Regions from separate parts of the Homo sapiens genome. Here all the other regions are linked to region 2. The links are chromatin loops, found by intact Hi-C in ENCODE. Cell type or tissue: endothelial cell of umbilical vein. All regions are shown on one strand.

Evidence for each region. A loop is a pair of places that touch in the nucleus more often than their neighbours do. Peaks named below come from ENCODE experiments on the same cell type or tissue, not always from the same donor. Only the 100,000 strongest peaks of a DNase experiment are listed, where the experiment ranks them.
Region 1: it touches region 2 in a loop (6-fold over the local background); 1 of 110 quality-filtered maps calls a loop at or near these places.
Region 3: it touches region 2 in a loop (3-fold over the local background); 1 of 110 quality-filtered maps calls a loop at or near these places.

Annotation. Positions count from the first base shown.
Region 1 is chr2:4,666,119-4,671,118 of GRCh38, reverse strand. No RefSeq gene overlaps it. Among named protein-coding and RNA genes, the nearest start is that of LINC01249, 12 kb to the right of the region's middle. In endothelial cell of umbilical vein, no CTCF peak of the experiment used is centred here; a DNase peak (open chromatin) is centred at 2,538; H3K27ac peaks cover 1,002 bases.
Region 2 is chr2:4,419,665-4,424,664 of GRCh38, reverse strand. No RefSeq gene overlaps it. Among named protein-coding and RNA genes, the nearest start is that of LINC01249, 230 kb to the left of the region's middle. In endothelial cell of umbilical vein, no CTCF peak of the experiment used is centred here; DNase peaks (open chromatin) are centred at 3,064 and 4,094; H3K27ac peaks cover 1,777 bases.
Region 3 is chr2:4,352,515-4,357,514 of GRCh38, reverse strand. No RefSeq gene overlaps it. Among named protein-coding and RNA genes, the nearest start is that of LINC01249, 300 kb to the left of the region's middle. In endothelial cell of umbilical vein, a CTCF peak has its summit at 2,736 (motif pointing left); DNase peaks (open chromatin) are centred at 2,764 and 3,164; H3K27ac peaks cover 1,914 bases.

The DNA.
Region 1 (5,000 bases), 250 kb before region 2:
TGTATTATTGATTTATTTTCAATTTGTTCTCACTTTCCTTTATTTAGAATAATGTCTAGTGATCTTTCCTCAAAGTAACTGATCCTTCCTCCTGTGGATCGCATGTGTTATTAATCGCATCCATTGAGTTTTTTGTTGTTGTTCTTGTTTTTCAGAGGTGTGTCTTTCAGTTGTAGGATGGCAGTTTCTATTAGGCAGCTTCCAAATCTCTCCTGATGTCTCTGATTTCTCCACTCATTTTTTCGATTTCTTGTAACATCTGGCTTGTTTAGGGGTCTGATTCACCAGTTTATTGACTTTTCACTATGGACCACATTATCTTTCTTTTTTCATATTTCTGATCATTTTTGATAGTATTTGAGATACTGCATTTAAAAGTAGGGTAGAATTGACAGTAAATAAGCATTGAAATAACTAGAACTGTTCTTATTTTCTGTCATCTTTCTTTTTCATTCAGTTGGCATTTACGTAAACCCCATGGTGTACAATTTACATTACGACACTCTAGGAGTTGAGTTTCCATTCAGAAATTAGAAGTCCTCAGGGCAAGTGAGTGGGAGAGTTCTAAATGTCTTAGGAGAGACTTCAAAAGACTTCAGAGGAGACTTGATGGCAATTGCTTTTGTGCATGAAAATTCATTTTGCAATACCAGTACCACTCTAGTTTTAAAATATCCTATTTCACATACCAGGCTGTCTCTAAGCAGGAAATACCTTCAGATAAAAATATGTGTTCAAGAATATGGCTCCAAAAATGCAAGAAAGACATGTCTAGTAATAATAATACCTCTAGTCAGAATTCTGGGTGGCAGACAGAGACTCTCAGAGGAAGGGTGATTGGTATCAACAATATTCTTGTTAAAAGTTACGCATGTCCCCAGAATACCCTCAGTGTGTATAAAAAGGTAAAATTTGATTTTATATAAAGAAATAATCAAAATATTTCAAATGAATATTTTTTTTCTGTAGTATTAGGAGTAAGCCTGTGGCTTGTTATGGCCAGGGACCAGAAAAAGAAGTCCAAAGTCTGACCAGACATTTGACTCTTTCAGTTTTCCAGGTATCAAGGGATCTGTAATTTAGAGAAGAGTATTGAAGTGGGAATAAAGTACCATTTTACTATGAGTCCACAAAAATACTTCTCTAGTATATTTGGACTGGGTCATGCAAAGGCTAGTCCTTATACTCCAAAATCATGTTAGATTTGCTGATACTGTTCAGCCTCAAGGGAAAAGAAAACCAAAGAGAAGAAAAATGAAAAGATGACACTTTGTACAAGTCAGTTCCATAATTTAACCAGCTGCTTCTAAAGTAATATTGCTTTCATTCATCTTATTTTTCTCTTTTATACATTTAGTCAATTTCACCTAGTATTACTATTCTAAACTTTAGAGTACATTGTCCTGTTAATCCATTTACTCAATAATTTTACAGTCAAAACCAAACCAAGTATTTATTTAGCATCTCAGGCATGAATTATGCTTTAATGATTTTTGTTTTTATCTACAAGTGTTATGAGAGAGCTCAAAATGTCTTAAAATCATAAGGTTCTATGAGTTTTGATGAGTGCAATGCTACTAACCACAGGAAATACTTCATACAAATGTGTGATGCGTATAGATATGAAACTGCTTTTTCCAAAATGTTCTTTACTGAGACTTTCTCATGGCGTTTGGCTAATCAAATAATAATTATCAAATAATTATTAACATATATACTAATATGAAATCAGGTTGACATGTAAAATGTATTTTTATGCATGTTTTAATTTCAAAGAGGGTTAGAGAAAACATTCTTTAATAAGAAGCTAAAGGTAGTAGTCCAGGATTTTCATTATCTTACACAAGGAAACTGTTTTACCAATGATTCAGTCAAACTTAACAAATGTTAAATGGGAAAAGCAATGATTCCATACTTGTTCTCAAAAGGTAAAGCAAAGATGAGTTTTACAAATAACCAAAAAAGCATTCTATTTGAATATGTTAAGTTTAAAAGATACACAGCCAATGATGATAATGTCTGAAGAATTTTATCGACTATCCGAGTTTAAGTAAATGCTTTGCATCTTGTTATCTCAAGAAAACAGAAGTGAACCTTTCTGAAATTAACTTGCCTTTACGTGAATTGAATGGTATGTTTATTCAAGAATGAAGAAGACTCGTCTGTTTTTTTTCCCCTCAGTATTAGTGGAGTCTCCTTGCTTGGCACCACATTCATGCCAATCAAAGACGTCTTTAGTTCAAGTTCAGGGTGAAACAGGAATTGCAGTTGCGTACTTTGTACTTACAAATTATCAGTGTGGTGCCAGCTCTTGAAAGAAACAGACTTAGTTTTTGGCATATTACAGACAGGACAATTGTTCAAAGAAAAATTTTAAGGCAAAACATTTAGGGTAACGTTATACGAACAAGAAATAAGACTTCCTGGAACTTTGGCTCTTTCTTTTTTTTTTCCTTCATTTTCTTAGCTCTGATTCTGCCTTGCAAGTTTTTGCTTATCGGGATTCTGTACGATCTCATTATTTCCTCTTGGCACTTTCTTTAGGCAAGGCAACAGCTGCACAATATTGATAAACTCTAAGGAGGCTAGAATGCACAACAACTGCTATGGCTTCAATCTAAATGGAACATACACAGAAACAGAGTTGGCATCCTTACTTTGTGAAACCTTCATCTCTCTCCTACATTGAAAATGCATTGTCTAAAAGCTGTGCACAGTAATTTTCTCACAGAATCTTTATTCCAACCTTATATTTTCACATTTAGTACAGTGTGTTACAATTGAACGTGAGAATAGAAGATCTCAAAAATGATGAATAATTAAATTGTCAAGATGGGTGTATAAAAATATTTCTCAATAATATCACATCTTTAAAGCGGATCCAGCTTCTTTCAATCCAAACCCAAGCCATGTATTGATGACTTATTAAGCAAGTCAGATCAGGAACGAGATACAATGACCAAGCGTAAAATTACAAGTGAGCTCACAAAAGAAAAGGAAATTATGTATAGATTCCAAAAGAAAAAGTAAAGCACTAAATAATAATAATAAAAGCAAACACCAAATAAAAAGGAAACTGGAAATATTTTCCATTAGCATTTAGAGAAAAAAATATTTAAAAAGGTAAATAGCTCTTTAAAAATGCCAATAGAAAAACAGACAAATGATACATATAGTAAATATCCAAAAATGTTACAGTCAATAAGTATAAAAAACACTTAATCCACCATTAATCAAAGCTATGCAAAACAAAATCCTATTCATAGTACTGAAGGTGCACAAAGGTAGGTGTCATCAAGCCCTGATGCAGAGACTTTTAAAATGATTTTCTTAAGCATTTTGGAAGGAAAGTTGCTGATATACATCAAGAGGTTATCATTTTAACTGTTCACGGCTTTTTATCCAATAATTTTACTTATAGGAATCCAGGCTAAGCAAATTTGTTCAGAGAAGTAAATGATCAGATAGAATGCTCATGGAGCATTGATATATAGTTGTAAAAGATTTCACACAACTTCAATGTCTGATACTAGTGGTGTCAGAAATTAATATGTGTATATGTACATATATATATAATATGTATATAGATAGTATACATTTGCAGGAGATGGAATGCAGAGCGGGAGTTATAACTTTAGCAGAAGCAAGCAATGAAAGAAAGAGGGAAAGCTCCCCGAGTTTCCTGGGGGATGAAAAAGTGTTCTGTTCCTCTTACCATGTGGGTGATTCTATCGAAAAAACGAGGCCCCAGAGGATTGAGGCCCTTGGGGGACATCTCAGCTCTGCACCTTTGGGTTGAGTAGGATCCAAAAAGATCCCCAGGGCTCATGATGATGCCTGGTGAATGAAAGAGCTCTCATGTCTCCACACAGATACTGAATCAAGTGATGATCAATTCCTCAAGGATGCTCAAAGATTCTACCCTTGGCAGGGTTATGGAAATGGGAAATGAAAAGCAAATATAACCTCCGAGAAAGGGTCACTCTCAAACATAAAGATGAATTTTGAAATTATTTTGTTTGTTTTACTGGAGTGTGCTTTGCTAAAACATCAGCAGAAAAGTCAGCCCAACCCCTAGGCACTCACTATGCTAGGTGCTAAAGAGACCAAAGTAGAATGACTACCACCTTGACTTTACAAATGACTTTACAAATGTAAGGTAACCATGTGGACAAATACCTATAATAAAATATGATCAGGATCAGGAGAGAGGAATTCATAGAAAATTTTGAGGGTCAGAAAAGGGACAACTGATCAAGACCCACAAGGTCAAGAAGACTTCCTGGAGGAAATTATACATAAGTTGATGATTTTCAGATACTTAGGAGGTAGCCAAAAGAGAAGCAAAACGGGAGAAAGGGGCTCAAAGCAAAGGAACCCCTATGGGGAAAGGTATGAATGCCCGTGGTGTGGGCTCCTGTGTGTAGATGGGAGGATTGGGTTTAGGGACCGTGTTTCGTCTGATACCACGTAAGGTGAGCAACAATACCAGAGGCTGCGAAGTTTCACTGAAAATATCTGGAAGCCGCTCCTGGACTTGCCCTGCAGGAGAGCCCAGTGCGCACCCTCAGTGCCTTGAACATCTGGGAGGTGGCCCAAGTCTAGGTCAGCAGAGCTACCAAACCAGCAGCACTTGGATGGCATTTCATCCCGTTGGGGGAAGAAAGAAGTGTTGGGAAGGGCCACGCATTTCAAGAAGAACCACATTTACGGGAGTAGCATTGAAGTCTCCACGGCTGGACACAGAGAATTTTTTTTTTATTTGTTCATCATATACTTAATAGCACTGTCAGGTTTCCTTGTTGATTTTTTTTAAATACAGGTTTCTGATTATTTTGGTCTAAATAATCCGGGCCTACAGCCTTCTCTGGTGGAATGGCTTTTGGTTTCTTATTTGTGTCTTCTTAAGTAAGAAAAACTAAAGAATGCCTCTATAAAGAAACCCTGTATGGTCTGCTGTGGTAGTTAAGAGTGTGGACTCTGGAGCCAGACTGCCTGGA
Region 2 (5,000 bases):
TGTGGATCCACTGGACAAAGGGAGGAGCCACATCCCAGGTGGGACACAGTGGGATGGGTCACGATTCCATCACGATGCTCAGAAAAACATGCAATTTAACACGTATTAATTCTTAACTTCTGGAATTTTCCATTTAATATTTTCAGACTGTGTTTGGGCAGGAGTAACTGAGACCCTGGAAAGTGAAACTGTGGGTGAGGGGGCACTACTGAATCTTGAAGTGCGCTTTGTCCCTCCAGACAATCACGATGCACCAAGCCTTCACTCTCCTTTCACCTGCGACATTGTCATCTAGTTATATATTAGAATATGCTGAAGAGACACTTTTTCTCTTAATTGCTTCCAAACAATTGCAGTAATTTGCCCAATTAAAAAGGGGGAGGGTTACGTGGAACCTTTGAATGCTCCTTCCCCAGAAGGGCTGTTCCGCCCTCCAGGGGTTCTAGTAGCCACAGAGAGCAGCCGTGAGTTAGGTCACCTCTGCCCTGATTATTGCATGTCCTCAGAGAAGCATGAAGAGCTTTGATGTCTTGAAGCATGTTTGGTGAATTTTGTTCTTTAAGTGAGGAGCAGAAGCCATTTTAGCTGGAAGGGAACAGTGATCTATCTTTTGAAAGAGGAGAAATGATGCGTCCTCCATCCAATTACACACTGTCAGCAACAAGGCAGCTCATACCTGCTGCAAAGAGGACAGAGAGAGCATGTGCTGGAAGCGACAGGTGGCTCCATCCTCCCCCGCTTTACCCAACCTCTCCTGGAATACAGAGTGGGATATTGGACACCTTCCATCACAAAGTGGCCTTCTTCTCAGGTCCTCTTCCTCTCGACACCCCGGGTGGTCAATGTAGAATCACTGGGGTGAAGGGGTGAAGCTGGGGGCTGTGGGGCTGGACGGAGATAGAACAACCCTCTGGTCAGGTCACTCACCAAGGCAGTGAAAATGTAGTTCAACGAAGCTGCAAGGAGTGCCAGGGGGTTGGAATAAATCCTCCTCTATCACCAGAGGGCTGGACGTGGTCTATTGTCTGGAGGTCTCTGGAGTTTAGCTGCCTCGTTTCCAAATGGGAAGAAAAACCCTCCCAGGCTACCTCACAGAGAAGTTGAAGATCAAGGGCATGGCATAATTTTGTAATGAGTACCAAGTTCTAGAATGTGCAAGGTATTTCCATCAAGTTGCTTTTAAAAGCGTGGGCATGGGGCTCAAGGATGTGTTGTAGTTGGTGCGTGTCAGTTTGCTAGATCCATGCATTTATGATTATTGGTGGGAGAGCCAAGGCGCCTGCTGTGGCTGTGCAGAGTAGGTTCTACCAGAACTCAGAATGCGGCCAACCCTGGCCTCATGACACCCCCTTTCTACGTGCGAGGAGGCAGCTCGGGTTCTGTCCTGAGGAGACCGTCCTGTGATACTGTCCACGGTGGTCACACTGTCTTCCTCATCACAGGCTCTCAACCTCGAAAGCTATAAGCACACCTGTCTCAGTGGCACATGCTCACGATGCTTTCATCTTGAAAATCTGCGGTTGGCTTCCTATTTAAATCACAATATTGTAACTACCTCCTGTAGGCTCAAGGGAACTTCCCACTGCCATTAGCACTCTTTTCCTAGGACAAAGGTCTGAGCAGGGCCCTGCCCTTCAGTGGCTCCCATCTGTGTCTGTTTACCTCCTGTACCTGCCAGCCTGCTCCTGAATTCACAGCAACATTAGGCTGCATTCAGTTCCATTCTTGCTCCCGGGTTCCTGAGCCTTCGTGCTTGATGGTCTCCTTCATTAGATTCATGTCCTTTCTCCACCCTGCAACATTTGCCTATCCAACCATTGTTTTGACTTCAAAATCCAGTGCAGACACTGCCACTCTTCTGCTCAGCTCATATGATGTCTCCTCCAGGACTCATTCTGACAGTTGTCCACTACCCTGACACACACACCCCCCCGAGTTAAACCCTTCTTTCTTCTATAAAGTGATTTCTTCATTTGCTCCATGCACTGTGCCATGATATATTCTCTTTTTATGTCTCCAACTCCCACTCTTAAGTTTTCAATTTTAAAATGTTCTTTGTTTTGTTTTTCAGAGCTTTTGCCTGTTGTATCTTTGAACCCTGATCACCTGGAATGCCTGCAACAAAAACACATTCAGCAAATGCTAGGGAAACACAATTTAATTAAAAAGGAGAAAATGAAAGCAATCAGTAAATGCTTTTCTAGCTCCTATAAGATGCTAATCAGAATTTCATGAACTATGAACTTATCACTTATTATTATTCCTAGCCTCTTAGAAGTCATAGCATACAACCCATTCAACCTACAATCTACCCTTAGCCTGCCCCATCAGCCTAGACTATGCAAGCTGGCAGATGCACAAGGCACTGGGCACTTGTTGTGGGCACTAGTATCTCCAATTGGTTTTGGTGCCAAGATAATACCAGCAGGTGTTTCCTGAATATGCCTTGGGGGCCAAGTGCCTACCAGCTGTATGTCCTAAACCCAGGTAGTGAGAGCTTTCTGTCCACGTCGCTATCTTCCTTGACTCTCCACTGGGATAAAAGCTGAGCCGAGGCCTTAGCCTGGATAGCTCCTACAAGACCTCTCTGCTCAAGATATGGGGGAAATTTTATTCATTTCCCCATTTTCTACTGGTGATCTTGTTCCAAACCGAATGGCGTGCTGTAACCCCAGCTTTGCCCCCACTTGACTCAGATCAACCCTGGACGACCCAGACAGTGACTCCCACTGGTAAGCCTCCCACACAAGAACATCACGTCTTTAAATCCCCAAGTTTTTGGACAATAATGCTCAGTCCAGACCACACCCTGGGACAAAAGCCTGAGTTACTTTTGGGCAGGTGCCCTGCTGCAATTCCAAATTGTCCTGATTTTCTCAGTTCTGTTTCAGACTCACTGTTAGAATATTAACATCCCTCACAGTTAAAGGTACAGATTTGTGATGACAACAAGGAAGTAAGATGTAGGTCTTGAACTGAAAGGACATTCTGAGTCACTGCAGAAATGACTTAGAAGAATGGAACAATAGAACACATGTTAAAACAACATAAGTGGGGGTATAGAAAAGAAAGGGATGATCAGGAGCCAAGGGGCCCAAGGGGTCATGGAAGTCTTGTTGAAGGAAGCCTCATAAGGCCACAGATCAGGCATTTCAAAAGCAAATTCTTTCAAAAGGACCAAGCATCCAATGTGTCTAATGGCCTGATTTATGGAAATGGAAAGTCTAGAAGAGTCCAGATTCTGTCTTGTACCAAAGAGTGCTTTCTCAATGTGGAAGGACCTCAAATTCAATGAAACAAAGTCAAACACATATGCAAGTCCACTAAATTATTATCAGGGCCTCCCTGGGACTTCAGGTGACCCATTTGGAATGCCCAATCTACAAAAGGGAAAAGAAGGCACATACTGCCAGAAGGAATGGTCTGACAAGGGCAGAAAGGAAGGGTGAACATGGCACATAGATGCGTGAGCACAGTCAGGAATTGAAACATCATAGGACAAGTGGGATGTAGACAATTTTTAAGAAATCTGAATGATGGCCAAGATAATTCAGAATGCTCTCATAAGAAATATGAAGTCAAATGAGTTTCCAGGACAGGTGACGAGCAAAATAGATATGCTCCACAAATGCCCCACAAATAACATGCTCCACAAATAGCATGCATAATGATAGAATTATTCTATAAAAGGACAGAAAATAAATACTTTAACTTTCTAAGAGATTCTGTTCATTTTAGATGTTAAGATTTTTGTAGCTTCTAAGCATATTAATGATTTGAATTCTTTACTGTGAGTAACTTTTGTAGTGGAATTTCTCATGTAGATGATTTAATGTAGGACAATAGGATAATTCAAATAAAATTATAATTTAAAAAATGAAAGAATCAACAATACAGTAATATAAATATATAGTAAATATTCGATATTTGTAATACTTATGGATTTTTTTTTCTTGCTGTTTAGGCTTCTACAGTCTTGCTGTGGTTTAATTTCCTAAAGAAAACCTGGATAAATAACCTAAGATAATATTTTAATTCATGGGAAGTGGTGTCAGCAGCAAAGATTTGTCTTGGCGTCCAGCCTAGTCCATTTTATTGGTGATTTCCCTTCTTCATCTACAAAGATAAAATTAATTTTTAATGTGTGCTGGGAGGTATGCTTTTGCTCCTCTCTTTTCTCGCTCTAATTCCTCTAAAACATGGATTAAGTGTCATTGAGTTAAATTACCCGACTCAAATCTACTGACAAGATATTTCCTATATTAACTGTAAAATAAGTTAAAAACATGTAAAGATAAAGAAGTATGGGGTCCAGAAAATTTCAGCAGGATAGGAAGGTGAACTCTTAAGTGAGGTGGCAGCTTTCACTTTTAAACTGAGCTCCGGTATTAAAGGGACTTCTCTCCCCCAAGTGTATGTGTGTGAAATGCCATTTGGAGGCCACTAGGAGGTCAGGATGTCATCGGCTGAGAAAGGCTTCTCTGCAGCTTTACTCCAAATGGAAAACCATCAAGGTCGAGCTCTCACCCCTTTCTCCTCATGAAGGGATGGGAAGGGTACACTTCCCCTTCTTCTTTTGGAGGGCAGGGTTACACCCTGAAAGGCCAGAAAAGGGCTTCTGAAGCTGCTTATTTATGAAATGCACTATTACCTGAAAAATACATTACAATATGAAAGTAATTGTACCATAGTAGACAGACATACATTTAAAGAAGTAACCCAAACATAAGCTCTATTGGTTTTTCAGCATTTGGCCCATATGCTAAGACATCATCAGACTTATTAGTCATCGGTACCATCTGACGAATGTGTTGTGCTTGAGAGAATGATCATCATTTTTGTTTTAACCTATCCTCAAACAAAACCTGAAGATTATTTTTAATGGGAAATTGTGTTGTTAGGTATATGAAAAAATTATAGCATCAGATAGACCTGGATTCTAATTTTGTGTGCCCAGTATAAGCCACACAATTGCAGTGGAGTTGTCCTCACTGAGCACC
Region 3 (5,000 bases), 67 kb after region 2:
TCTCTGTGCAAACTTAGTGGAGCCAAGACACCGCCCCTTTCTTTAATGGGTCATGAGAGAATTAGGGCGCTTTCATAAAGCAGCTGGGATTCAGGGTGAGGTTCAAAGATCTCCAGCAGCATATTTTGGTGATTAAGAAAAGCAAGCGCTTAATTCCTCACTAGCTGCGTCTGCCAGGCCTGACACTTCCGACTGGCTTCTGAGATGCTGAATCCTTTTTTCTCCCCCTCTTCCAAATACAAACATTCGCACATTTCACTTTTAGTATGGCATGTTAAGGGGACGTGGGTTTTCATCTCTTTCACTTCTGTTAGCTTCTGAATATTTTTCATCAGTGAGTAAACTGTCTGCTGAGGACCGGGATGGCAACACTTCCATAAGAGCCTTGGAAAACCAAAACCAGAGAGATCAGCCCAAATCCTATTGTTTGAGGACATACTGGGCTTTCTAGAAGGGGGGAAAAAAAAGATAAAGAAGACTGTGATAACAGAATAAAGATTTTTGTGTTTTGTTTGTTTCTTTGTTTTTTGACTTGCATGTGTTTTTCCCAAGATTTTATTTTAGAATGTAGAAAAGTAGAAAGAAAATGAATACCCTATATTAGGCTAAACGTATATGAAAAAACTGATTTACATTTAGTCAAGTGTACATATTTTCTCATGTATATATTCTCCTTGGACAATTTAACATAAGTAGCAGACAGCATGACCCTCTAGTTCCATAAAATTTGGCATGCTTCTCTTGAGAATAAACACAGATAAACATCTGTCACTTCAAAGCTAACCACAACAATAACAAATTTCAATAGCAACATAAATAGGCAACCTATGTGTACATTTCTTTAGTTTTGAAAGAATGTCTTTTTACCTCCAGGGTTTTATTTTTTTTTTTTTCCTTTTCTTTCTCTTCCTCCACCTCCTCCTCCTTTTATCTGAAATCCAGTTAAACTCCATGTATTTTTAATCTCTTTTATTATTGGACAGGCCTCCTTCCTGTGTTTTCTTGTTTGTTTAATTTTAATTACATTGTATTATTTTTGTGGTCAGTGATTTTGTAGATGTCTCATTCTCCAAATTTCTGTGACTGTTTCCTCTTAGCGTCATTCCTCATGATGTCCTTTCACTTGCTCTTAAATCTTCTTTAATCTCTTTGAACTAGAATTTAAGTTTAGAGCAAGGGTCAACACACTACTGGCCATGGCCCAGATCCGGTCTACAACTTGTTTTGTAAATTAACATTTATTGCAACGCAACCAAACCATCTGTAAGCCAGTTATTTAAATATTGTCTGCTTTTACAGTATGTCAGATTTAAATAGTTGTGATAGTTCATATGGTTCACAAAGCCTAAAAAATGTACTCTCCAACCCTTTCCATAAAAACCTTGTCTATTTCTGGTCTACAAGTTTGATTAGATGCAAACCAAAAATGTTGGGGGAAGAATCTTTTAGAGATGGCGTTGTGTGCCTCCTATGACATCACATCCAGAGGCATGTGCGTCGGATTACCCCGCTACAAGTGATGCTCGGTTTTATCATCATCTCTCCACTAGAAACGTCCCATCTTATTTTTTTTTTTCTTTGCAGTTACTAAGTAACCTGTGGATAAATATTTGGACACTATGAAAATATTCTTTCCAAACAACCTCACACAGGTTTTTAATAGCAATTTTTGCCTACACCAGTTACCTCTAATCTGTTATGCCTTTTCTGTATTTTAGCTGCCATTCTGATGTAAAGAAAAAAAGTACCATCTGTTTGTTTTTGTTAGTTTTGCTTTTTCTTTAGTTCCTAGATTTTTTATTTCACAAATAAAATCTTATTATTTTTGATGTTCAAATTGTCCCACTAACTTTGCTAATGGGATCCTCTTATAAATGTTTTTTGTAGCCTTTTTGACATGACCCCCTTATATAGGACTCCCTAGCACACTGATATATAAAGGGTGGCCCCAAGTAGTTCATACGTTTCCCAAACCCAGAACCAGGATTAGCCATTCCTCTGAAGCCCCAATTTCTTTTCACGGGGAATGGTACTTAGAATCTAGGATCTGGGCATTTGTTTTCATTACTTCAGAGGAATCATTGCTCATAGGTCCATTAAGTAGTTCAGTTTAAGAAACAAACGAACAAAATCTCATAAAGTGATATCGTTCTGTCGAACTCAGATTCAACATTAGAGTTTCCCCCATACATCTGTGTTTTCTTTTACATTAAAAAGCCTGCTTCCTAAAGCCATTATTGTATTGACTTATTTACCTTATCTCATAATATATATAAAATAATTTTGAAATTTCAAAGCAATATTACTAGTAATGGGAAACAGTGCACAAAGTTACATTTTTTTCCTTCTTTTAAAAAATAATCCATAGGACATACAATCTGGACGTTGTGCCAAAATTTATTTAATACTTTTTTTCTTTGTGTGATTATAAACTTGTTTGCAACTTTAAGGCATTTTCCCCTTTTGATTATATAAAATCTGTTTTATTTTTCTGATCTTGGTTTCCTGGAGAAGCCACTCATAGACAGAGGTAGTGTGCCTTGGAACTTACTGCAAAGCAAAGAGGTACTGGAGGAACCCACTGGCCGCCACGTGCAGTGCGATCCGGGTACTGGAAAAGCACTGGGCTTCAGGGGCAAAGCCGTGGAGAAGTTGTAGGTGCTCCAGGAGGCTGTAAGGGAAACACATCTGATCCAGGAAGAGACAGCCTTGTTACCGCCCTCTACTGGCAGAGTTTATGTGCCAGCCGCAGAGGACAAACATCTACGTGGATGTTTGCTCCATGTAGTGGAGGGTCCGGCTCCATTCTCACAGGGCAGGGGCGGCAGGGTAGAGTTGGAACTGAGAGACAATAAATTAATAACTGCCATGGATAGTTTCCCACAGCTCTTGGCTTCAATGTTTCATTTTATGTTATTTTTTTTGTGTGTGTGTTTCATTTTGGATAATCATAAAGTGCTAGATTCATATTCTCTTTCTTCAGCTGTTTCCAATCTGCTGATAAGCCCACTGTGGAATTTTTAAATATGTATCTTGTTCAAATTACTTGTTTTTTTAAGCATTTTCATTTAATTTTTCTATAGTTTCCATCTCTATTAAAATTCCCCAGCTGTTTATGCTTGTGATATTTCCTCCATGGGATCATTTATTACATTAATCATTGTTAGTTTATAGTCCCTGCCTCATAGTTTGAACATCTGAGTCATCCCTGAGTCTGAGTCTATTGATAGCTTTATCTCTTAACAAGGAGCCATTTTTAATTCATTTACCTTGTGTGTCTTGCAGTATTTTATTGAGTGTCTAACACCATATATAGAACAGTAAAAACTTAAATAAGCAGTTTTAGACGTAGATATAGACACTCTTCTGTGAGCTGTTATGTGACATTGGATCAATCTCACTAGGTTTGGGTTTTGTTACTGCTAATGTTATTTTCAGTTTTCCACAGACTTTATATTTCTTTAGCAGTGCTAGGGTGTTGGAGAGTTTTTCTGTTTCTGTTCCTACACAGATTTCAGTATTCCTATAGCCCTGCTTCCTGGAGAAGTTTCTTTCTGTTTTTTTGTTCTTCCCCTCGCAGATTTCTGTTGTGTGAGTCTTGGTGCTAGTCCTATGCGGGATGCGGAGGACCGGAGGAGAGTTTCCTGCTCATCACCCAGAGATAAATGAGTTTAACTTCCACTGATCCCTGGTCCTTGGGGTCAGAAGATTTGCAGTTCCTTCCTTGGGAGCTCAAGGATATTTTTGTTTATTTGTTTGGGCAAAAATTTCAAAAGTACAGTGTGTTTTGTGCCTCTACCCCAGTTGTGATTAATCACTTCCTGTGTAGCTAGTGTATTAGACAAGTTCTCTAAAGGGACAGAACTCAGAGGAGATATATATATATATATATATATATATATATATATATATATATATATATATGAAAGGGAGTTTATTAGGAGAATTGACTCATGATCACAAGATGAAGTCCCTCAATAGGCCATCTTCAAGCTGAGGAGCAAGGAAGCCAGTCTGAGACCTAAAACCTCAAAAGTAGGGAGGCTGACAGTGCAGCCTTCAGCCTGTGGCCAAAGGCATGAAAGCCCCTGGACAAATGACTGGTGTAAGTCCAAGAGTCCAAAAGCTGAAGAACTCAGAGTCGGATGTTCAAGGGCAGGAAGCATCCAGCATGGGAGAAAGATGAAGGCTGGAAGACTCAGCAAGTAAAATCCTTCCAACTTCTCTTGCTTTATCCTAGCCATGCTGGCAGCCGATTAGATGGGCCCACCCAGATTTTGGGTGGGTCAGTGTCTCCCAGTTCACTGACTCAAATATTAATCTTCTTTGGCAACACCCTCACAGACACATCCAGGAACAATACTTGCATCCTTCAATCCAATCAAGTTGACATTCAATATTAACCATCACAGCTAGCCGACTGATGGAGGCCTGATTACTTCCTAGATAGCTGACGGAAGCTCTCTCTTGTCCTGTTCCTGAGTTTCTTTGTGACCATCTAGTAGAGACCTGTGGAGAAGAGCTTAAACATGAGTGAGAACTCATCCTCACTCTGTTTATCGGGCTCCTAATTATTCTAAATTAGTATGCTAGCTTATATTAGACCTTTAGGCATGGCTTAAATCTGTAGCTAATTTCTTCTTATGTATTTCTACAGTGTCATACTTCATTTCTCCCTTGCTCTTGCAAGAGGAAGAGATGTCTCCAGTTTCTCCTGAGAAGGCCTTGACATTTGGAATTCAATGCCTTCGATTGTCTTGCAACCAGAGTTCTTTGAAAGATTTTTAAAATGCTAGGATTTTGCAGATAATCTGGCTTTTTTTTTTTTCATTGATTTCATGGTAGTGATGTTTTGTGGCTTTCTCCTTCTTAAGTGAAAACAAAATTGGACCGGCAACAATTTAAGAGCTGGATAATGCCAAGTGTTTAGCATGTAAGGGGAAATAAGAATAATCATTTGCTGAGGAGTACAAATTAGTCAATCCATTTTGAAGAACATT